3 separate regions of the Homo sapiens genome follow, and regions 1 and 3 are each linked to region 2. Evidence: chromatin loops called from intact Hi-C (ENCODE). Cell type or tissue: PC-3. All regions are shown on one strand.

Evidence for each region. Hi-C counts contacts between places; a loop is a spot of excess contacts. Peaks named below come from ENCODE experiments on the same cell type or tissue, not always from the same donor. Only the 100,000 strongest peaks of a DNase experiment are listed, where the experiment ranks them.
Region 1: a loop joins it to region 2, with 3 times the contacts of the local background. A loop is called at or near these places in 4 of 110 quality-filtered maps.
Region 3: it touches region 2 in a loop (2.4-fold over the local background); 3 of 110 quality-filtered maps call a loop at or near these places.

What each region holds. Positions count from the first base shown.
Region 1 is chr2:202,174,802-202,182,801 of GRCh38, forward strand. The region is part of intron 15 of KIAA2012; the gene reads left to right. It also overlaps the pseudogene PSMA2P3. Among named protein-coding and RNA genes, the nearest start is that of SUMO1, 60 kb to the right of the region's middle. In PC-3, CTCF peaks have their summits at 3,745 (motif pointing left) and 3,948; a DNase peak (open chromatin) is centred at 3,750.
Region 2 is chr2:202,052,121-202,060,120 of GRCh38, forward strand. LOC124906114 (a long non-coding RNA gene) reads right to left here and starts at 3,225. Exons shown (of 2, transcript XR_007088053.1): 1 at 3,192-3,225. In PC-3, a CTCF peak has its summit at 4,691 (motif pointing left); no DNase peak of the experiment used is centred here; H3K27me3 peaks cover 1,796 bases.
Region 3 is chr2:201,961,395-201,969,394 of GRCh38, forward strand. No RefSeq gene overlaps it. Among named protein-coding and RNA genes, the nearest start is that of FZD7, 68 kb to the right of the region's middle. RefSeq lists enhancers at 1,257-1,757, 1,758-2,258, 3,271-3,360. In PC-3, a CTCF peak has its summit at 4,331 (motif pointing right); no DNase peak of the experiment used is centred here.

The sequences.
Region 1 (8,000 bases), 120 kb after region 2:
TTATTATTATTATACTTTAAGTTTTAGGGTACATGTGCACAATGTGCAGGTTAGTTACATATGTATACATGTGCCATGCTGGTGCGCTGCACCGAGAAATGACTTTTAACATAATCATGATACCATTATTACACCCAAAATTTAAATAATTCTTTAATATAATTGAATATTCAGTCAGTTTTCAAAGTTCAAATTGTCCCATAATTATTATAATTGTTTTGGAATTTGCAAACCAACTGTTTACAATTGGTTGATATGACCTTTAAATCTCATTGAATTTATAAGTTCCCTTCCATTTCTTTTTTTTCCCCCTTTTAGTGTATTTGTAGGAAATTGGGTCACTTGTCTTGTTGAGTTTCAATCTAGACTTTGCTGATTGCGTCCTCATAGTGTAGTTTAACATGTTTCTCTGTCTTCCACATGTCCTGTAAGTTAACACTTGGGTCTAGAAACTTGATCAGATTCCGGTTTGGTTTGGTTTTTCCTTTTGGCAGTCTATAAATTCAGTGCAATTTCAATTTTAAAAATCCCCAACAGGGTTTTTGGCAGAACATGATTAGCTGATATTAAAATTCATATAGAAAAGCCAGAAATAGTTGTCATGGTCTGAATGTTTGTGTCCCCCAAAAATTCACATGCTGAAACCTCATCACCAATGTAAAGGTATTTGGAGGTTGGGCCTCTGGGAGGTGATTAAGTCATGAGGGCAGAGCCCTCATAAATGAGATTAGTGCCTTTACAAAAGAGGCCCCAGAGAGCTATCTTGCCCCTTTTATCATGTGAGGACACAAAAGAAGGTGCCCTCCATGAACCAGAAAGTGAGACTTCCCCAGACACTGAATGTCCCCAGACACTGAATGTTCCAGCACCTTGATCTTGAACTTTCCAGCCTCTAGACCCACAAGAAATAAATTTCTGTTGTTTCTAAGCTACCCAGTTTATGGTATTTTGTTATAGCAGCCTGAACAGACTAAGATATTAGCCAGTATAATTTTGAAAAAAAATAAAGTGGAAGTTTGCCCTGACAAATATAAAAACTTATTTTAAAGCTGTAAAAAATAAAACTGTGTGCTATTGGCTTAGAGACAGACAGAAGAGAATAGAGAATCCAGAAATAAATGTGCCCACATATGGAAACTTGATATATGGCAATGGCATTATAAAGGGAAATAGTGGAGAAAGGATGATCTATTATTCACTATATAATTTTGAGACAACTGGTTATGCAATTTTAAAATTCTCACCTCACAAAATATCAGGTGTATTCAGGAGCTTAATGTCAAAAAGCAAAATTTAACTTTTAGAGGAAAATATAGCAGAATATTTTTATGAATTTTGGAAAGGAAAAAACTTTTTACCTATTATTCATAACACAAACCATAAAGAAAATTATTGATAAATCTTTTTTTTTTTTTTGGGACGGAGTCTCGCTCTATTGCCCAGAAAGTGCAATGGCATGATCTTGGCTCACTGCAACCTCTGTCCCCTGGGTTCAAGCGATTCTGCTGCCTCAGCCTTCCAAGTAGCTGGGATTACAGGTGTGTGCCACCAGGCCCGGCTAATTTTTGTATTTTTAGTAGAGACAGGGTTTCACCATGTTGGCCAGGCTGGTCTCAAATTCCTGAACTCAAGTGATCAGCCTGCCTTGGCCTCCCAAAGTGCTGGGATTACAGGTGTGAGCCACTGTGCCCCGCCAATGAATCTGACTATATTAAAGTTTGAAGTTTTCAACAAGACAACATGAAGTTAAAAGCCAAATTGCAGATTAGAAGGAGATACCTGCAATGCATGTAACCAACAAAGCATTAGTAACCAAAATGCAGCAGCATTTCTTCCCTCTACAAATAGGGAAAGAAAAAGACAATCAACCCAAAGGAAAAATGAGCAAATGATGTGAACAGGCAACTAACAGAAGAAGAAACACAAATAAATGGCCATAGAGAAAAAAAAGTTCTCCTTACTAATCAGGAAAATCCCAGTTAAAACAAAAAGATATCATTTCATATATATCAGACCAGCAAAAGTTTAAAAGTCTATAAACACTATTAATGAGGATATAAAGTTTTAGTAATTTAGAGCAATTTGAAAATATTCAATAAATTGAAGATGCATATATCCTGCATCCCAACAAGTTCATTCCCAGGTATCCTTTAGAGAAAGCATGTATGAACAGTGACTCACCTAAAAAGGTTCATTGAAACATTATTAATAATCATAAACAATTGGAAATAATCAAAATGGCCACCAATAGTAAAATGGATTTTTAAATGGTCACATATTTATACAACGGAATACTATATGATAGCTGAAAATAAAATTACATGTATTAATATGGGTTAATCCCAAAAGACTTATTAAGGGTTTTTTGCCTTATTAAGCAAAATAAGGCAAGTTGAACAAGTTACATAAATAATATCATTTATGTAAAGTTTTAATTTGTAAAAAATACTATATATTGTTTACATGTGCATGTATATGTAATACAGATATAAAAATATATATGAGGATTGATGAATATCAAATTGAAGAGACTGATTACCTCTGGGAGGGAGAGGGAAATGGGATTATATGTGTCTTAATCCATTTTGTGATGCTATAACAGAATGCCTGAGATTGGGTAATTTATGAAGAACAGAACAGTCTCCCACAGTTCTGGAGGCTGAGAAGCCCAAGATCAAGATGCAGGTTTCTTACTGTGTCCTCACGTGGTGGGAGGCAAAAAGGCAAAAGAGAGGGAACTCATTCCCACAAGCCCTTTTTCTTTTTTTAGAGATGGGGTCTCTCTATGTTGCCCAGGCTCAACCTGAATTCCTGGACTCACACTATCCACAGCCTCAGTGTCCCGAGTAGCTGAGACTACAGGTGTGCATCACTGTGCCCAGCCCACAAACCCTTTTTATAGCAGCATTAATCCATTCATGAGGATGGAGCCCTCCATGACCTAAACACTTTTTATTAAGCCCCACCTCCCAACACTGCTGCATTGAATATTGATTGAGTTTCCAACACACAAATTTTGAAGGAGACGATAACATTCACACCATAGTAGCATGTGATAAATGAAGTCTTGGACTGTGTCTTAAATGTTTGATTTCTTTAGAAAATGCATGACTTAGGCTGGGCACAGTGGCTCATGCCTGTAATCCCAGCACTTTGGGAGGCCAAGGCAGGCAGATCACTTGAGTTCAGGAATTTGAGACCAGCCTGGCCAACATGGTGAAACCCTGTCTGTAGTAAAAATACAAAAATAAGCTGAGCATGGTGGCGTACACCTGTAATCCCAGCTACTTGGGAGGCTGAGGCAGGAGAATTGCTTGAACCTAGGAGGTGGAGGTTGCAGTGAGCTGAGATGGTGCCATTGCACTCCATCCTGGGCAACAGAGTGAGACTCTGTCTCAGAAAAAGAAAGAAAGAAAGAAAGAAATGCATGACTCAAATATGGCAAAATGTTAAAATTTTACAAAACTAAGTGGCAATGAGTATACAGTATTTTTCCTATACTGTGAACGCTTAAGATATTTTATAGACTTTTAAAAAGTACTTAAAAGTTGTAAGTTATTCAAAGCACTGACTTCGTTTGTTCCAATACTTCCTAAATATCAGGTTATTTTACTAAGAGAAAAAAAAAATCACCCTTCTATGGCCCACATCCCAAAACTGGGAAGGTTTCAATTCTAATCACAATGGAAGTTTCACCAATGTACAACCTCAGCTTTTGGTCAATACAAATACGCCCTCTGCTGGTTCTATCATGCCCTGTCCCAGAGTTCAAAATAGTTGAGAAGAGCAGTGAAAGTCTTCAGTGAGAGTTTTTTCGCGCCAGTCATGTTAAGGAAAGAAATACTCACAGAACTACCCTTTGGCACCAAGATACTTTAATCAGCTTCTGCTCTCTGTTAATGTTACATATTATCCAAGACAAAATAAATTCCAAGGTGCAGCCCCAGTCAACCTTTCCAATTCCTCAACCACCTTTGCGCGTTAACAATCTTGTGCCCCTCTAAAGTCTGGTGGTTGATTTGAGAGACAGTGGACACCTCCCTGAACCTGAGTAGAAGTAGAAGAAAACCAAAGTTGCAAAGAAGCTCCTGGGCGGGGAAACCACAAAATAACATTGAAAAACAGATTAACTGTAGTATTAAGGGAATGATGCCAATGGAATAATGGGTGAACTTTTTCTTTTCAAATCTTTCTTTAAAAGTATAACATCTTCAAATAAAACTGAGAAGAAATAAATTAATTCATGCAAGAATCTACTTCTCAAGAGAGAAAGGCACTAATTGAATATTAGAGTCTTCCTTTCAAAAACAGTTTTGTGTTTTGAGGTTGGTTTTGTTTTAATATTCATCTTCCCCACTGGAATGTAAGCTCCCTTAGACCAGCATCTGTGTCTATCTGATTCAAATTGGTACAAATTTTCTAGGGAACAATTTGGCAGTAGGCATTGTGACTTAAAAACTGTACATACTTGTGCTTTGGCTCTTCGGGTAAAGATGGCGGAGCGCGGTACGGCTTTTCGCTGACTACATTCAGCCCGTCTGATAAACTTGTCCGGATTGAATATGCTTTGGCTGCTGTAGCTGGAGGAGCCCTGTCAGTGGGAATTAAAGCGGCAAATGGTGTGGTATTAGCAACCGAGAAAAAACAGAAATTCATTCTGTATGATGAGCGAAGTGTAGACAAAGTGGAACCAATTACCAAGCACATAGGTTTGGTGTACAGTGGCGTGGGCCCAGATAACAAAGTGCTTGTGCACACAGCTCGAAACTAGCTCAACAATACTATCTTGTGTACCAAGTGCCCATTCCCACAGCTCAGCTAGTGCGGAGAGTAGCTTCTGTAATGCAAGAATATACTCAGTCAGGTGGTGTTTGTCCATTTGGAGTTTCTTTACTTGTTTGTGGTTGGAATGAGGGACAACCATATTTATTTCAGTCAGATCCATCTGGAGCTTACTTGGCCTGGAAAGCCACAGCAGTGGGAAAGAACTATGTGAATGGGGAAACTTCCCTTGAGAAAAGATAAAATGAAGATCTGGAACTTGAAGATGCCATTCATACAGCCATGTTAACCCTAAAGGAAAGCTTTGAAGGCCAAATGAGAGGATAACATAGAAGTTGGAATCTTCAACGAAGCTGGATTTAGGGGGCTTACTCCAACTGAAGTTAAGATTACTTGGCTGCCAGCCGGGTGGGCGCGGTGGCTCATGCCTGTAATCTCAGCACTTTGGGAGGCTAAGGTGGGAAGATCACCTGAGGTCGGGAGTTCAAGACCAGCCTGACCAACATGGAGAAACCCCATCTCTATTAAAAATACAAAATTAGCCGGGCATGGTGGTGCATGCCTATAATCCCAGCTATTCGGGAGGCTGAGGCAGGAGAATCACTTGAACCCGGGAGGCGGAGGTTGCGGAGAGCCGAGATCGCGACATTGCAGTCCAGCCTAGGCCAAAAGAGTGAAACTCCTCCAAAAAAAAAAAAAAAAAAAGAATTGCTTGGCTGCATAACAATGAAGTGACTGAAAAATCCAGAATTTCAGATAATCTATCTACTTAAACATGTTTAAAGTATGTTTTGTTTTGCAGACTTTTTCATATGTATTTCTACATGGCTTAAATCGACTGTTTTTAAAATGACACTTATAAATCCTGATAAACTGCTAAACCCACAAAAAATAGACTGTACATCCTTTAATCAGAAATATGAACAAAGAGTAAATTTTTTAATAATCAAAACATTCCTGACCAGATGCTGTGGTTCACACCTGTAATCCCAATACTTTGGGAGGCCAAGGCGGGTGGATCACTCGAGGCCAGGGTTTAAGACCAGCCTGGCCAACATAGCAAAACCCAGTCTCTACTAAAAATACAAAAAATTAGCTGGGCATGATGGTGCATGCGTGTAACCCCTGCTGCTCAGGAGGCTGAGGGATGAGAATCGGTTGAACCCAGGAGGTAGAGGTTGTAGTGAGCCGAGATCGCACCACTGCACTCCAGCCTGGGCGACAGAGCGAGACTGTCTCAGAAACAAAACAAAATAAAAATTCCTTTCAAGGATATTCTATGCAAAGTTCTTTATGGTTATAAAAAATAGAAGCGATATGAATTTTTAAAATTACATGTTTGGTTAAGTCACTTATGGTACATTCATACGATAACATACTGTGCTGCAATTAAAAATTTTTTTTGAGACAGGGTCCCACTCTGTCTTTCAGGCTGGAGTGCAGTGGTGCCATCACAGCTCACGGCAGCTTCGATCTCCCAAGCTCAAGCGATCCTCCCACCTCAGCCCCCTGAGTAGCTGGGATGACAGGCTTATGCCACCATGCCCAGCTGATTTTTCTATTTTTTGTAGAGACAGGATCTCACCATGCTGCCCAGGTTGGTCTCAAACTCCTGTGCTCAAGCGATCTGCCTGCCTCAGCCTCCCAAAGTCCTGGGATTATACACATAAGCTACCACATCTAGCCTAAAATCATTTTTAAGAACATTTAGGCCAGGCGTGGCAGCTTATGCCTGTCATGTCAACACTTTGGGAAGTTGAGGCAGGAGAATTGCTTGAGGCCAAGAGTTTGAGACCTGCCTGAGCAACATGACAAGACCCTGTCTCTACAAAAAGAAAAATTTTAAAACATTAGCTGGGTGTGGTGGTGTACACCTGTAGCCTCAGCTATTCAGGAGGCTGAGGTGGGAGGTCCCTTGAGCCCGGGAGTTCAAAGTTACAGTGAGCTGTGATCATGCCACTGCACTCCACCCTGAGCAACAGAGCGAGACCCTGTCTCTAAGAATAAAAAAAAAAATTAAGAATATTTAATTATATGGGAAAGTTGTAATATAAAAGTAGATTAAAATTGAATATACACTAATCAATTATATGGAAATATGATATTCATTAGATATACATGAAAGCAAATACACCAAAATATTTGCAGTAGTTGTATATGGGTAGAGTGAGAGAGCATGGTGAGATTTTTTTGGTTCTTGTTTGTTTTTACCGTGTGCTGGCACTGGTTTAGGCACTTTCCTTGTATTAACATATCTCTTGCTACTTTTTTAAAGCAGCTTTATCAAGGGATAATTGACATACAATAAATTAGACCTTTTCAAATTGTACAATTCCCATGAAACCGTCACCACAATCGAAATACAATATTCATCACTCCCAAAAGTTTCCTCATACCTCCCCTATTCCAGCCTCCTTCATCCCCAGACAACAACTGATGTGTTTTCTGTCACTATAGATTAGTTTGCATTTTCTAGAATTTTATATAAATGGAATCATGCCATATGTACTTTTTTTTCTTTATTCTTTTTTTTTTTTTTTTTTTTTTTGAAATGGAGTTTCACCCTTGTTGCCCAGGCTGAAGTGCAATGGCGCGATCTCAGTTCACTGCAACCTCCACCTCCCGGGTTCAAGCCATTCTGCCTCAGCCTCCCGAGTAGCTGGGATTACAGGCTTGCACCACCACGCCCAGCTAATTTTGTATTTTTACTAGAGATGGGGTTTCTCCGTGTTGGTCAGGCTGGTCTCGAACTCCCAACCTCAGATGATCTGCTTGCCTCAGCCCCCCAAAAGTGCTGAGATTACAGGCATGAGCCCCCACACCCAGCCAGCCATATGTACTTTTTCGTATGATTTCTTTCACTCAACATAATTATTTTGAGATTCATCCATATTGCCAGGTATATCAATAGTTCATTCCCTTTTACTGCTGAGTTGTATTGTATTGTATATATACACCAGTTTATCTGTTTATCTGTTGATGGACATTTGAGCTGTTTCAGTTTTGACCATTACAAATAAAACTGCTGTGAACATCTGTGTACAAGTCTTTGTATGGATTTATGCTTTCATTTCTTTCATTTATCTTGGGTAAAATACCTAGGGGTAGGATAGTTGGATGGTACGGCAGGTATATATTTAACTTTTTTAAAAACTGCCAAATTATTTTCCTTAGTGGTTGTACCATTTTACATTCCAAACAGCAGTAGATGAGAGTTC
Region 2 (8,000 bases):
AACATTCTGATATTAAGTCAGCCCGAGAGAGGCCGCGATGAAGGCAGGAGGGGAGTGAAAGAGATTTCTCCTTCCAGTGCTCCCAAATTCCCAAAAGCAGTGTTGCCAGTTGCCTGCAAAAAATGAATATACTCCCTAGAAATTTAATAAGGTACAAAATAAAAATAATCCATAACCCACTTGTAAGCAGAGGCATGTTTCAAAGTTCCTCACTACTCTCTGCCCTGACAAATTGACATTTTCCTTATAGGGAGTTTTAGGAGAGAAGGAAGGTAGAGACTGGGGGTCCTGAAAGAGGAAGTGGAGATTTCAAAGACTGGTTTGATTCTGACAGCCTAACTGATACCAACTCTCTCTCTCTCTCTCTTTTGCTTTCTCACTCTGTCTCTCTCATAACAACTACCATTTGTTCAGCACATCCATGGCACGTATTACCTCAGTTCATCCTTACAACAACCTTGCAAAGTTAATGGTATTATTCCAATATTACAGATAGGGAAAATGAGGTTCAAAGAGGTTAAGTAACCAGTTCAGGATCATAGGGTAAATTTAGCCAGGATTTCAACCTAAACCCGTCGGACTCCAAAATCCAGTCAGCTCACTGCCATCCCAGAGTACCTGGCTGCACTCTTCCTGCCATCCCCATGGCTTGGCCAAGGCAGGCAGGGACAGCAGTGGCAGCCAGTCGTCCTGCGCATGAGGTCATATGATGTTTTACTCTCTAAATCAGTCTCTATTTCCTATAGCTCTCTCTGGAAGAGATCAAGCATTTTTATCCCATCTTCTTCTTTTTTTCTATTTCGGTCTTACCTTTCCAGGAAATGGAGAGCCATTGGCCAGAATAGAAAACAAAAGCAACCCCATGTCTCCATCTGGCCCACAGGTTCCCTTGAGGCGAAGGATGTGGGGCCAGGCTGAGCCAGAACAGGTGAAAAGCTTCTTCTCTCCACACATTTTTTTTTCTTTTCTTTTTTTTCTTTCTTTTTTTTTTTAACGGAGTTTTGCTCTTGTCGCCCAGGCTGGAGTGCAATGGCACAATCTCAGCTCACTGCAACCTCCGCCTCCCAGGTTCAAGCGATTCTTCTGCCTCAGCCTCCTGAGTAGCTGAGATTACAGGCATGCACCACCACACCTGGCTAATTTTTAGTAGAGACAGGTTTTCACCATGTTGGCCAGGCTGGTGTCAAACTCTGGACCTCAAGTGATCCACCTGCCTTGGCCTCCCAAAGTGCTGGGATTACGGGCGAGAGCCACCATGCCCAGCCTGAGAGCCACCTTTCAAAAGCGCAAATCCAATCAACTGTGCTGCTTCAGAACTTGTGAGGGCCCCCCATGGAGAACCCCTTACACTGACATACAGGCCCCACCTGATCTGGCCTCTACCCACTCCCACCTTCACCCCTTACCTTCTTCCTCCTTGCTGGTGTCCCCAAGTCACACTGGCCATCTTTCAGGTGGTGAGCCAAGCACTCTCTTACCTCGGGCCTCAATCTGGGAATGCTATTCCTACCCACTCCACGCGCATAGCCCAGCAGGCTTTCTCTCTCTATGGTTTAAGCTGAAATGTTCCCATCTCAGAGAAGATTCCACTGACTCCACTATTTAATTAGGTACCTCTCCATCTCCATCATTCTTCGGCTAAGTTCCCTATTCAATTCCTTTTTGGAACTTACTACAACTTATATACCTTTTTTCTTTGTTTGTTTATTGTCTGTCACCCCATCCAGGCCCCCAGCACAGAGCCTGGCACATATTAGATGCTCAAAAAAAATTTGTTAAATGAATGAATGCACGAGCTTCAAAAATTGTTTGAGTTTTCTTGATAGGATGGCTGTGACAATCAAAACTAATTGCATCCAATATACATCAAAGATACAAAAAATTGCATCTTTCAAGAACTACAAGATGCCACTTTCTGCAGAAATGCCAATACATAATTACAGGAAAGAAAAAACTCATGATTGGTGCAAGAAAAAACTGACCAAGCGTTATCATGTAATATTTTAATGATCCGTTTATATGTCTGCTACCCCAGTGGATTCTGTGCTTTCTGAGAGCTGGAACTGGGTTTTGTTTCTATTTTATGTCCAAATCATAGCACAGTGCCTGGCATATACCACTTGTTCAATATCTGTTTGTTAGGGGGAAAGAAGGGAAGAAAGGAGAGAAAGAGAGGGAAAAGAGAAAGAAGGAAGGGAGAGATGCAGGGAAAAAAGGAAGAAAGAAGGAAGGAAGGAGAGAAGGAAGGAAGGAAGGGAGGGAAGGAAAATAAGTTTCAAGTAAGAATGTAGCAGTAAGCCTAAGAAATGCCCAACAGATTCTTTACAACTGACAATTATTGAGTCGTAGGATCTCTGAGCTGGGAATGACCTTTATTTGTCTAATTCCCCAGTTGAAGATTTGAAGAGAAATTTCAATGCAGAGAGACTAAGTGGCACATAGCTAGTTAAAACATAACCAAGATAAGAACTCAGGTTTCCTAACCCCAAATCTATACCATGCAGGTTCCTTCTGGCAGAGAACTAATAGGCTGAAACTACAGTCACACAAATCTGATTATTTGGGGCAAGTACAAGAGGGTTTCTAGTAACTTTGCAGTTGCAAACCCTGATGCAGCTGAAGCCTCTTGATGAAGCCCTGAGAATCTATACGAATCAAATCCAAGAGCTGTGTGCCCTGCATGAGCTCATCCCACTTCCAGTCTCTTGCTGAGAGGCTGTCAAGCTCTCTGCAGAAGAGTGGCGTCTGGGTGTTTATACATGGATGTGCAGCAGTGACACTGTAGACATCTTCTGTGTAGTGTAAATATGAAGTGGTCATCTTAGCAACCTTCCTTCCTCCCTCCTCCAGCCACAATGCACCTGGTAGCCACGAACCCTACCATGTTGGTATAACATGGACAAATCATCACAGTTGCTTCCTCTGAGCAGTCCCCCAGATTACAGTTGATGTGAGGTTAAGTGGCTGATCCAAACTAGACCAAGTTGGGCTTCCCCTGAAAATTACTGGAATTGAAAAGAAGTCAGGCTAGGCACAGTGGCTCACACCTGTATTCCCAGCACATCCTTTGGGAGGATGAGGTGGGAGGATTGCTTGAGGCCAGGAGTTCAAGACCAGCCTGGACAATGTAGTAAAACCCTATCTCTCAAAAAAAAATTTTTTTAATTAGCTGAGCATGGTGGCACACATACCATTGGTCCCAGCTACCCAGGAGGCTGAGATAGGGGGATCACTCGAGCCCAGGAGTTTGAGGCTGCAGTGAGGTCTGATTGCTCCTCTGCATTCCAGCTGGGTGACAGAATGAGACCCTGTTTAAAAAAAAAAAATGAAAAGAAATCAGTCTCTCTTTAGGTCCCCAGGCTGTCAGATGAGTCTGGATGCCATCCATGGCCATCTTATGGGCCTCAGAAATAAGAAGCAGCAATAACACTAATGCCACCCAGGTCCCTGATCCTACTGTTCCTGAGATGCAACTCAGTGTCATCATCAGCATCATCATCAATCATCACTAACCCTTTTTCTCTAATATGGCCTGCATTAAGTTTCTGTCATTTGTAATCAAAAGGGCCCTACTAATAAAATACACTATTTTTTAAAAAACTTCAAAGAATAATTAGACTAAAAAGAAAAAAATGAGACTTTCCTATATGCACTTCTTATTGCCTAAAATGTCTCTTATTCTGGAAACTATCCAATAATGCCAACTTCTAAAAAAAAAGTGGTAATTGGGAAAAGGGTGGGAAATAATAAAGCAGATAAAACGGTAGATTTGGCATCCCCACAAGTATTGTGTGTCCGTCTGGGTCCTCCAAGAAGCGGATGCCAAGACAGGATTAGGTGTGCAAGAGATTTCTTGAGGAAAACACCTGTGAAGGAAGATGAGGAAGGAGCCAGGAGAACCATGAGACTGGGCACAGGTCCGCCTTGGGCATAGGAGAGAGGGAAGGAAGGTTGGATGGAAGTGTCTCAGACTGCTGTGCAGTTCTAAGAAAGTTCCTCAAGGATATCGGGAGTTCTTGAGCCAGTCACCCATCAGAAGAGTCCCATATCTGCAGCATCTCCCAAAATGGAGCCTGGCTACCATAGCATCTGTCATACGCAGTCATTGGCTGGGAGCAGCCTGTGAGAACCTTAGCCTCCAGAAAAATGTGGTGATCAACTCAGAGCATAGCAGCTAGAACCCTCTATCAATTACACTCCTCAAAATTAGAGATCTGAGGGGTGCCTTTTCATGGCCACCACGGGGTGCTGTTCTCTTCGCACGGCCCCATTCAGTACCTGTTTCTTCAACATCCTCCTGAAAGCCACCTACTCCTCTGTCCTGATTTATACCAACCGAAGTGCTCTATCCCTCTCTGAATTCCCAAGGTATTTTCTTGTCCCTCTCTTACACAGCTTCATGCTTTCTATCTTGCATTACTTTCTACTTCATATTGTGTGTGTATATATGCAGCACACTCAGATACAATGAAACCTTGAAGACTATTCTGGAATGGGTCTGAGGTGGGGGTGGAGGCTGCTCACCTCATCTTCTTACTCTGGGCACTGGAATCTTGATCTGAATCCTCAGAGTTTACCTCATTTAGATATCTGCTTTATTCCCTTTATTCTCAGACTCTTATTTGCTCACATTTTAACATTTCTAAAATTGGAGTGCAGCTTATAATTTATGTCAAAAGAAATTTGCCACCTGCTGGCAGGAGAGTGAGTTGAGAAGGAGTTGTTACTGTCTGCCTGTGGGAGAACTTAGCGAGGCATATTTACAATAAGTGAAGCAAATATTTATTGCTGAAGGCATGACTACACTTTCATGTCTTTCAGCGAAACATCAGACAAGCACTTCAGAGGACACAGGAAAAGGACTGCCAGTCTACACTATGGGCACTGTAATTATATACAATAAAAATTGACAGATATCTCAGGAGAAATAGCAGAATTTTTAAAGTTACAGGAGTTTGGTGTGATCGGCTCATTCATTGAAAAGTCACCCTCAGGTTCCAAACATCTTTCAGAAGCTTCTGGGTGACTTTGGGAAGAAGGTTTTACCCTATAGAAAAGAATAATTTAATTAAGGGAAGGACAAAACTATGAGTTTAACCAAACAGGAAATACAAATGAAACCCTGGTGTTCCACAATATGGCTAAAAATTAGACTGCCTAGCCTACATTTGCTAAGGAGGTCAACATCACCAGCCCACGATTGGAAAGTAGAGAATCTCCATGATGCTATGCACAACTGCCAATGGTTACAGATGATTCCCATGATGCTATGCACAACTGCCAATGGTTACAGATGATTCCCATGATGCTATGCACAACTGCCAATAGTTTCAGATGATTCCCATGATGCTATGCACAACTGCCAATGGTTACAGATGATTCCCATGATGCTATGCACAACTGCCAATGGTTACAGATGATTCAGAAGAATCCACAGACTACACCTGAAAGAGGTTTATTATCAAACACTGAATGAGATGCTGAAAAAGAATATATGGATAAATATTATTTTTAGTGTTCATATTTATTATAGTGGTTTTTACCCCCTTAAAACCTGTTATTAAATCAGTAGTGTACCTAAAATACATGGCATCTTGGAATTGAGGAACTAGAGTTAGTATAATAATCAGTGGCATAGTTCTTTAACTTTTGGCTTTAGGTTGATGCCAAAAGGAATTGTTAAGAATGATTAAATCCACACCCTGTAAAGAGAATTCCATACAGTTTACAATATTGAGTTGGCAAAGATCAGTATAGGTAACACAATTCACTCTCCCTCCCTTGCCTATGGAAGACATCACTGAACATCCATGGAGCTCTTCTTTGCTAAGCCAGGAGTCTGCAGAATTATGCCCAATCAAGTCTTCTAGGCAGTCACTACCAACTGATTGAACTTGGTACATGATAGGAATCTTGGCTGCCATCCGTATGCTATATTCTTGTATGGAATGTGACTCTGAAGAATATACAAGGAGCTCTAATACATCTCTTTCTCCACCCTAAAGAGTTAGTGAAATCCAGCCAGAGCAATCAGACAAGAGAAAGAAATAAAGGACATCCTGATTGGACAAGAAGAAGTCAAATTATCCTTGTTTGCAGGAGATACGATCTTATGTTTAGAAAAACCCAAAGACTCCACAAAAAATAACTACAGCTGACAAGTTCAGTGAAATTGCAGGATACAAAATCAACATACAAGAATAGTAGCATTTCTATATGCCAACAGCAAACAATCTGAAAAAGAAATTTAAAAAGTAGTCCCATTCACAATAGCTACAAATAAGATACCTAGGAATAAACTTAACTAAAGAGTGAAAGAGCTCTACAATAAAAACTATAAAACATTGATGAAAGAAATCAAAGAAGACACACAAAAAATGGGAAAATATTCAATGTTCATCGATTAGAAGAATCAATAATTTTAAAATGTCCATACTAGCTGGGTACAGTTGCAGTTGCCTGTAGTCCCAGCTACTCGGGAGGCTGAGGTGGGAGGGTTGCTTGAGCCCAGGAGGTGGAGGCTGCAGTGAGCTAAGATCATGCCACTGCACTCCAGCCTGGGTGACAGAGCAAGACCCTGGCTCTAAGAAAATAAATAAATAATAGAAATGTCCATACTACTCAAAGTAAACTGCAGATTCAATGCAATCTCTATCAAAATATCAATGACATTCTTCACAGAAATAGAAAAAAAAATCCTAAAATTTATATGAAACCATAAAAGATGGAATAGCCAAAGCAATTCTGAGGAAAAAAGAACAAAGCTGCAGACATCACATTACCTGACTTCATATTATACTAAAAAGCTATGGTAACTGAAACAGCATGGTACTGACATAAAAACATACATGTAGACCAACCGAATAGAGAACCCAGAAATACATCCACACATTTATAAACAACTTATTTTCAGCAAAGGTGCCAAGAACATACATTGGGGAAACCACATGCTCTTCAATAAATGGTGCTGGGAAAACTGGATATCCATATGCAGAGGAATGAAACTAGACCCCTATATATCACCATATACAAAAATCAAATCAAAATGGATTAAAGACTATGAATCTACTAGAAAAAAACATTGGGGAACGACTCCAGGACTTTGGTCTGGGAAAAGATATCTTGAGTAAGACCTCAAACCACAGGCAACCAAAGCAGAAATCAACAAATGGAATCACATCAAGCTAAAAAGCTTCCAGGACAGGTGTGGTGGCTCACGCCTGTAATCCCAGCACTTTGGGAGGCCAAAGCGGGTGGATCACCTGAGGTCAGGAGTTCAAGACCAGCCTGACCAACATCATGAAACCCTGTCTCTACTAAAAATACAAAAATTAGCTGGGCGTGGTGGTAGGTGCCTGTAATCCCAGCTACTTGGGAGGCTGAGGCAGGAGAATTGCTTGAACCCAGCAGGCAGAGGGTGCAGTGAGACGAAATCAAGCCATTGTACTCCAGCCTGGGCGACAGAGTGAGACTCCATCTCAAAAAAAAGCTTCTGCACAGCAAAGGAAACAATCAACAAAGTGAAGAGACAACCCACAGAATGGGAGAAAATATTCACAAACTACCCATCTGACAAGATATTAATAACCAGAATATATAGAGAACTCAACTCTATAGGAAAAAATCTAATAATCCAATCAAAATGGTCAAAAGATCTGAATAGACATTTCTCAAAAGAAGACATACAAATGGCCAACAGAGATACAAAAAAATGCTCAACTTCACTAATTATCAGAGAAATGCAAATTAAAACTACAATGAGATATCATCCCACCCCAGTTAAAATGGCTTTTATCCAAAAGACAGGCAATAACAAAAGCTGATGAGGGTGTGGAGAAAGGGGAACCCTCATATACTGTCAGTGGGAATGTAAATATGGTTAACAATAATACAGCCACTATGGAGAACAGTATAGACATTTCTCAAAGAACTAAAAATAAAACTACAATATGATCCAGCAACTCCACTGCTGGATATATTTCCAGATGAAAGCAAATCAG
Region 3 (8,000 bases), 91 kb before region 2:
AAGTTCCCCTTGTCCCCTGCCTAGCTTCACGATCCCTCCACAGTCCAAGGCAGAGGACCACAAAGAGATGTCACAGAGAGCACCTGGGTTGCAGTCAGCACACTAGGGTTTGCATTTTGACACTGCTCCTTCCTAGTGCTGTGGCCTCCAGTAAGTCACCTCTCTGGCCCTGGGGGCCTCCTCTATGAAGAGGGAACTGTAATACCCAGGAGGATCAAGGCGAACCAATGCATACTAAGGCTCCTGCTCAAGGTGTGGGCCTCTGCTGCACGAGGCCTACAAAGGAAGGGTTTGCAGTAGATTACAAGCAGCTCATTCTGAATCTGGGGAGAAAATGAGTCCCATTAGGGGAAAAACAAAGCCCTGCATAATAGGTATTAGCTGCAGCCCTACAGAGTCAATAAGAATTAGGTGGGTGATATAACGCTACCCTTGGATAAGTTTGCCCTAATTTTGGCAAGTTCCAGTCTAACCCTCTGAGGCTAGGTCTTTTCTCCCTGGATGGAGAGTTATTTCTTTAAAAGAAGAAAAGAGGCTGGGTGGGGTGGCTGAATCCCGTAATCCCAGCACTTTGGGAGGCCGAAGTGGGCAGATCACTTGAGGTTGGGAGTTTGAGACCAGCCTGGCCAACATGGTGAAAACTTGTTTCTACTAAAAAATACAAAGATTAGCCAGGTGTGGTTGCAGGCACCTGTAATCCCAGCTACTCGGAAAGCTGAGGAAGGAGAATCGCTTGAACCCAGGAGGCAGAGGTTGCAGTGAGCCGAGATCATGCCACTGTACTCCAGCCTGGGCAACAGAGCGAGACACCATCTCAAAAAAAAAAAAAAAAAAAAAAAAAGAAGAAGACGAAAAGAAAAGAGAAACTATTTTGTCATTTTGTATGCATATAAGCAAGAGGGAAGCATTTGTCTCTGTCCACATTACAAACAGAGCCCAGCTTGATGCCAGCATCCTCAACAACTGCCCCTATGTTACCTGAGGATTTACATGGTGCTCCAGAAGGAAGATCTTGGCCTAATCCAGATTCTGACACTACCTGTGTGACCACAGACTGGCCACTTACCCTTCTCTAGGGGCCTTATTTATTCATTTGAAACAAAATACTGGAATCAGGAGCTAAGGTTTCTTCCATCTCAGGCATTCAGTGATTCTGGTCCTTGGTGGGAGGCCTGGACCTTATCTCCCAGTGCAGAACTCCTCTCCCAGGCTGGGTCTCCCCAAGGAGACTGAGAGTTAACTGTGATAAGTTCTGAAGAACAAGAGTCCCACAGCCACCATCACCACAAGAAGAGGTCATCCAGGAACTCTGCCAATGGGTAGCAAGGCCAGTCTTGGTGGTGATGGGGAGGTGGGGATGGGAAGGTGGAGACTGTCCCCTCCCCACCCAAATCCTGCCTAGTGGCCTCCTCCAGTGCGCCACAAGAGGACTGAGTCTTGGTTGCTCCAGGCAGAAGAAGCTCCTCCCTGCACACCAGAGCTCCTCATTGTCCACAGACATGTCTCCCCATAATGACTTTAGTGAATGTGCCCCGAGGGCAAGATGATCATGTATTCCAGAGAGAAAGGAATACCCTCAACCACGCCTCCTGGGGGGTGGGGATGGCCAGGACCATTGTGGTGCTCCTGCTGGCTCCATTATAAACAGGGACAATGAGGTCAAGTTACACAGGAGTCCATATGTTCCACTGAAATTAGCCACAGGCCTCGATGCAGTCCGGTCTCAGAAAGAAAGTCACGACCTGTGCCCATTGTGAACATTTGATGCTAGCCAGGCCAGGAGTGGGAGCCAGCGGGGTGTGGGTCAGACCTTGACATCTCTGCCTCTTTTAGAGCCACAAAGCTGCTAGCAGCAGAGCAGATACAGTTTGTGGCAAGAAAATGAGAGAAGCACAGCGTTTTCATGGATCACAGGCATGGGGGAAAAGACACTTCAACTCCGTTGTGTGCTGACAGCTCATGTAGCCTGTCCCACCACTCCTCGGCTGGTCCCACGACCTGAGCCTCTGTCCACGGCCCCCTTCCGTTCAATGGTCTGCATTGTGCAGGAAATATCTTCCTTTTGTTTTTCCAACCATTTATACCTCGGCTCATTTGTTTTCTATTCTTGGGAGCAATTCATCTGCTCTTGGGCCCCACAATGTCTTTCTTCCCTTGATTCCTAGACAAGATGCTTGGACAGGTCCATTGTCTTAACAGTGGCCAACTCGTGGTATTTAATAAAAGTTGTGCTTTAAAAAGAAAAACCAATGGGGATTCCAGTTTTTATCCATGGTAACTTCTGAGAAATTTGGTAGTGGTGCTGCTCCTGTGTGGCTTGGCCTTTGTGCTTTTTGTTTGGATTTCAGGGGAGAGTTCCACAGGGATACCTGGGGAAATTTTCCATGATGCCAAGACAATGGGCAGAGTTCCTCCCCATTCCTCTCTGCCATCCTGGCAGATTGTAAAATTATACTCTATTGCTAGAATGAAGGAGAACTTGTATGGAGAGTCCTTTCTATTGCTCTGTGGACTACAGCCCTTCATGGTTGTTCAAGAAAAATGGATTTGGGGGCAGAAAGAGAAAAAGGCAGTGAGGTTCAGAGCAGTTTGGGCCCAGGCAGGCTCATATATGGAAGGGACAGAGGCTTACAATAGAAAGTGTTGCAAAGACCTGGCCTGGAAGTCCCAGAAAGGGTCTTAATTGTAAGTCATTTTGTCAATGCATCGCAGGCTTTTTTCTGGGTGCACCAGAGAAATTACTGTTGCTGGGATCATTAGGGGTGCAATTATCCCAGTTATTAATACACCACCAAACGTGGGAGGGGAGGGCGTGCTCAGCCCCATCCATGGGCTCCCCAGCTGCAGGTTTTCATTTCCCAACAGCACAGGAGGTCTCGTAGGGATCCACAGAATTGTCAAGATAACTACTGGCATCTCTTGGCTCCAACAGAGACTTGCACAGTATTATAGACAGAGGAAATGCCATTGAAGAAGTGGCTGTAAGATTCTTCAGGGTTGGGTCTCCTTGGATCTCTCACACTTTTTCCCTCAAAAATGTGTCACAGGTAAAGTAAGTATTTCCAAACAAAGCTTCAGGGTAGCATAAAAAGGGTCAGACTCTCCCTGCTCCACACAAGCCATGGGTTTCACGATGTCTATGTATCCATACATGCACGTGCCGTGTGCGCGCACACACACACACACACACACGCATCCCTTTGAACATGGTCACTGGTGGAGAATGAACGGCCTCTGCTCTAGCCTGAGCATCTGTAAGATGGTCAGGGGATGCCACAGGCCCCACTCATCTACAGGGAGGCATCTCATCGAGCCAGACTGCACAAAAGCACCTCCTCAACATGGTGGACGCTCAGCACTCTTGGCAGAAACACTTGGCACTGGCAGGAAATCTCAGCAGGGCGGCTTGTTTCCGCTCATCAAACACCAGTAGCTTTCACCGAGAGCAGCAGCAAATGGAAGAAATGTGTCTGATCACATCCGGGCTGTGTGTCAGCACTTTTCCGAGGCAGAGTTAGCTGGATTCTAGCTTTGAAGAAAAGGTTGTTACACTCTCTTTCTGTCCTGCAGTATCAGCCAAGAAGCAGGTGGCAGGGACTTACCTGACACCCAGCTGCCCTCCCAATGCCCCTGGGACAACCTGAGAGGGTCAGTTGAGAAACAGAAACTAATGACAGAGCCCACTCTCTCCCTGCTAAACACAGGGCTGCCAGCTACTCAGGAGAAATGAATGCCCAGGGACAAAATACTTGGGCCTCTCTTGTGCCTCCTCTGTGGCCATCCCAATAGCTTCCTGTTCATTCTGCTCTTGTTGGTCCCCCCAGCGGCTAGGCAGGGAGGGGAAGCAGAGTGTAGACCCCCATGCCTCAGTATGACTTGCGCCTGCTCAGCAGCTCCAACAGCAAGACTGGTGAGGAGATGCAATCTGTGAATTATCAGTGGGTCAGGTGCTGGAGGATGCCCAGGCATCCCCCAATAAGTAGCTGCTCTTATAACCAAGAAGCCACGCTACCCCCCATCATAAGAGGAGTAGGGGAGTAGAACAAAGATACCCTTGACCCCATTCCTTGCACCACAATCTCCTACCCAGACTAGAGAAGGAAGTGTCTATTTGCAAGGCGGGATTCGTGTGTTCCACACTTGGATTCACTCCTGTGGGCCCAACTCACCATCCAGAAATACAAAAGGACTTCTCTGAAGAGTATAAAGCCCCACACTCTTTCAGAGAGCTGCCTTGGAAGGTCAGAACTCTTTTTTAAAAGTGAATTTAAACAGGTCGCCAATAACGGCAATCTTTGAAATATACTCCTATGCATCCTGAAGTCAAGAAGAGTGGCCACATGGGGTCAGTGGTTCACATCTGTAATCCCAGCACTTTGGGAGGCTGATGCAGGAGGATGGCTTGAGCCCAGGATGTTTGAGACCAGCCTGGGCAACATGGCAAAACCCTTGTTTCTACAAAAAAAAAGTTTTAGTTAGCCAGGTGTGGTGGTACGCACCTGTGGTCCCAGCTACTCAGGAGGCTAAGGTGGGAGAATTCCTTGAATGCAGGAGGTTGAAGCTTCAGTGAGCTGTGTTTATGCCACTGCACTCCAGCCTGGGCGACAGAGAGACTCTGTCAAAAAAAAACAAGATGATGTAATATTTGAAAGTGTACTTTCCACTTTTTTATTTAGGTTAAGTACATACACATTAAAATATACAAATTGGCCAGGCATGGTGGCTTGTGCCTGTAATCCGACACTGTGGGAGGCCAAGGTGAGTGGATCACCTGAGGTCAGGAGTTTGAGATCAGCCTGGCTAACATGGTGAAACTCCATCTCTACTAAAAAATACAAAAATTAGTCGAATGTGGTGGCACGTGCCCGTAGCCCCAGCTACTCAGGAGGCTAAGGCAGGAGAATTGCTTGAACCCAGGAGGCGAAGGTTGCAGTGAGCCAAGATCACACCACTGCACTCCAGCCTGGATGATGGAACGAGACTCCACCTCAAAAAAATAAAACAAAACAAAATAAAAATAAAGTGTACACATCTTCAGTAGATAAGTTGATGAATTTTTGAAGATGCATTCACACATGTACCCACCATCCAGATCAAGCTATAGATTTCCAGCAGCCCAAGAGGTCCTTCATGCCCTTTCCAAGTTGATACCAAGCAAGCTACTACCCTTCTGACTTCTGTCACCATAGATTCATTTTACCTATTCTAGGAGTGCAGATAAATGGAATCACACAGGACCTACCCTTTCATGTCTAGCTTCTTCTCCACATTCTACCTGTGGTGCTGCCTCACATTGCTGAACGGAGGAGTAGTTCAGGCTTTTTCATTGCCTAGTTGTATTCCATTGCATGAAAATCCTTACTTTGCTTTGGTCCTTTGTGGCATGAGTGAGAGAAAGCAAGAGAGAGCTGCGTGGACTTGGTGCTTCTGCTGGGCAGCCCGGTAGCGGAGGCCAGCATGCAGCCATGGGGAGGAGGAAACGAAAGCAGAAAATGGACTGCAGAGCTCTCAGGAAGGAAGGCTGGAGCCAGCCCTGCTGTCTTGGGCCATGTGTCCTAGGCGCTCCTGCTGAGTAGGGAAGGAAGATTTCAGACCAACCTCCCTCCCCACCCCCAACAACAGCCGACTGTTCCTAGACCGTCGCCCCCTCCCCAAAAGCTCGTTCTCCAAGGACAAAGAGAAACTCAGAGATCTCAACTGCTCCACAAGCCAGTGTGAGGAGAGGCCCTTTATTTCCCGGGGCCTCTGGCTGACTAGCCAAACCAGTCGAGCATGACAACCGTCTGCCCATTAATGCGAGTGCCAGCCCCAAGCATCTGTTTCTTTCTCTCCTGTTTCCCGTGGGTGGTGGGTGGGGGCTCTCTCCAGCTCCTCTGCACTTTTTCCTCCTAATCACAATCATTTGTCTTAACAGGGCTGCAAACCACTGTGGCTAAAAAACCCAAGCAGCGCCCGCACAAAGCCAACAGGCACCGGCCTTGCCCACATCCCCTGGCTAGCCTAAAGTGAAATTGAAGCAGCCCACTCTGCCATTATCCTCTTTCCTGCTTGTTTCGCAGGGCCTACGGCTACTTTTAGATGGCCACACTGCCTGGTGTGGCCTCCAAATATCTGACCACCCCTCCTCCGGTTTCCAAAGGCAAATGCCAGGACCCCATTGACACAAACCCAGTGCCTTAACAATCTGAAGACCAAAGAACCAGCCTTCACAAGGGGGCCTGGAGGTGCTGTTTAGGCCAGGAGAAAGACTTCGCTCCGGGGGTGGGCTTTCTGAGTGAGTTCCAGTCTTAATGAAAACCCAAGAGGAGCTTTGGGAAAATGTGAAAGGGGCTAACTGCGGAGGCGGGGGAGCCACCCACGGCCACCCAAGACCACTCACTCTACCTGCCCTTTCCCACCCCAGCTAAGGGTCCTAGACGGCCACCCTCCACCCAAACCCCCACCCAACACCAGGTTATCAGTCTGGCACCCTTGTCCCTGCTGCAGGCTGTGTCTACCCCAGGGCCCAGCCTCTAAGCCTCTCTCCTTTGATTCTCCCCGCAGCACCTTCTCTTAACCCCCACTGCTGTTATAGGCTGAATTGTCCCCACCCAACCCCCACCCATATGTTGGAGCCCTAACCCCCAGTACCTCCGAGTGTGACCGCATTTGGAGACAGGGCCTTTAAAGTGGTAATGAAGCTAAAATGAAGCTGGTGGACCCTCAGCCAATACAACTGGTGTCCTTATAAGAAGTGGGAGAGACACCAGGGATGTGTGCACACCAGAACAGGCCGGGCAAAGACACACGGGGAAGACGGTCCTCTGTAGGCAAGGTCAGAGGCCTCAATAGAAACCGGCCCTGACAACACCTTGATCTTGGACTTTGAGCTTCCAGAACTGTGAGGGAATACATTGCTGTTGTTTCAGCCACCTAGTCTGTGATATTTTGTTCTAACAGCCTGAGCAGGTAATACAACTGCCTGTACTTTCTTTTGAGAATGGCCCAGACCTTGGTCACTGCTCCAGCAGACCCTGCCGGCTGACTGCCACCCAGGGGGAGAATGCGGAGGGATGGAAAGGGAGCCCACACTGTTCCCAACCCAGGCCCCACCCACCCTACTGTCCCGAGCCACCTTCCACCAGGACGTCTGTGGGGCACCCTGTCCCCTGGTCCCTCCCAGCTCGGTGGCAGGGTCTCCTCTGGCTTCACCTGATGGAAGGTGACTCCCAGTCTCCTTCTAGCCAACAGGACCACGGATGCATTAGGCCCCCTCAGAAGCAAGCAGTGCATGGGGATCCATGCTGAGATGAACAGTCCCCGGTGCAGAGCAGACGGTGTCAATCTCTGGAACGGAATGGGAAGAAGAGACTGCCAGCAGGGTGTCTCCAGGCACAGGGAGGCCTCTGGAAGGACAGAGGTAGGAAAGGTGACTGTGGGCCCGTGGGGTGGCTCTGAGCAGCAGCAGGCTTCAGACCCGTGCATGCGACCCTCTTTTCTGCCTCCTTGGCCACCTCAGGCTTCCTCCTTCCCCTTCCCCGAGGCATCAGCCAGAGAGGCCCTGGGACTCAGTGACCTTTAACTCAAGGCAGCCAGGCCAGGAGCCAGCGTTCTATCCCTCCTGGGATCCAACAGCAACATGGACAATCATTTCAGGACCTTTCTCTTTCACCCCTGAGACCCTGTCCCAGGCCCCTTGTATTCACTTCCTATTAGGGCAACAAATTGCCACGCATTTAGCAGCTTGAAACAGTACACATTCCTTCTCTTCCTTTTCTGTAGGCCAGAAGTCTGACATGGGTCTCACTGGGTTGAAACCGATGTGAGGGCAGAGCTGCGTTCCTTTCTGCGGGGAGGACCTGTTTCCATCGCAGTTCCAGCTGCCCACGTTCCTTGGCTGGTGGCCTCTGCCTCCATCTTCAAAGCCCGAAGTAGCAGTCTAGGCTTCTTCACATTGTGTCATCTGACTCTGACTCTCTTCCCCCCTCTTTCACTCACAATCACAGTCCCTTGTAATTGCA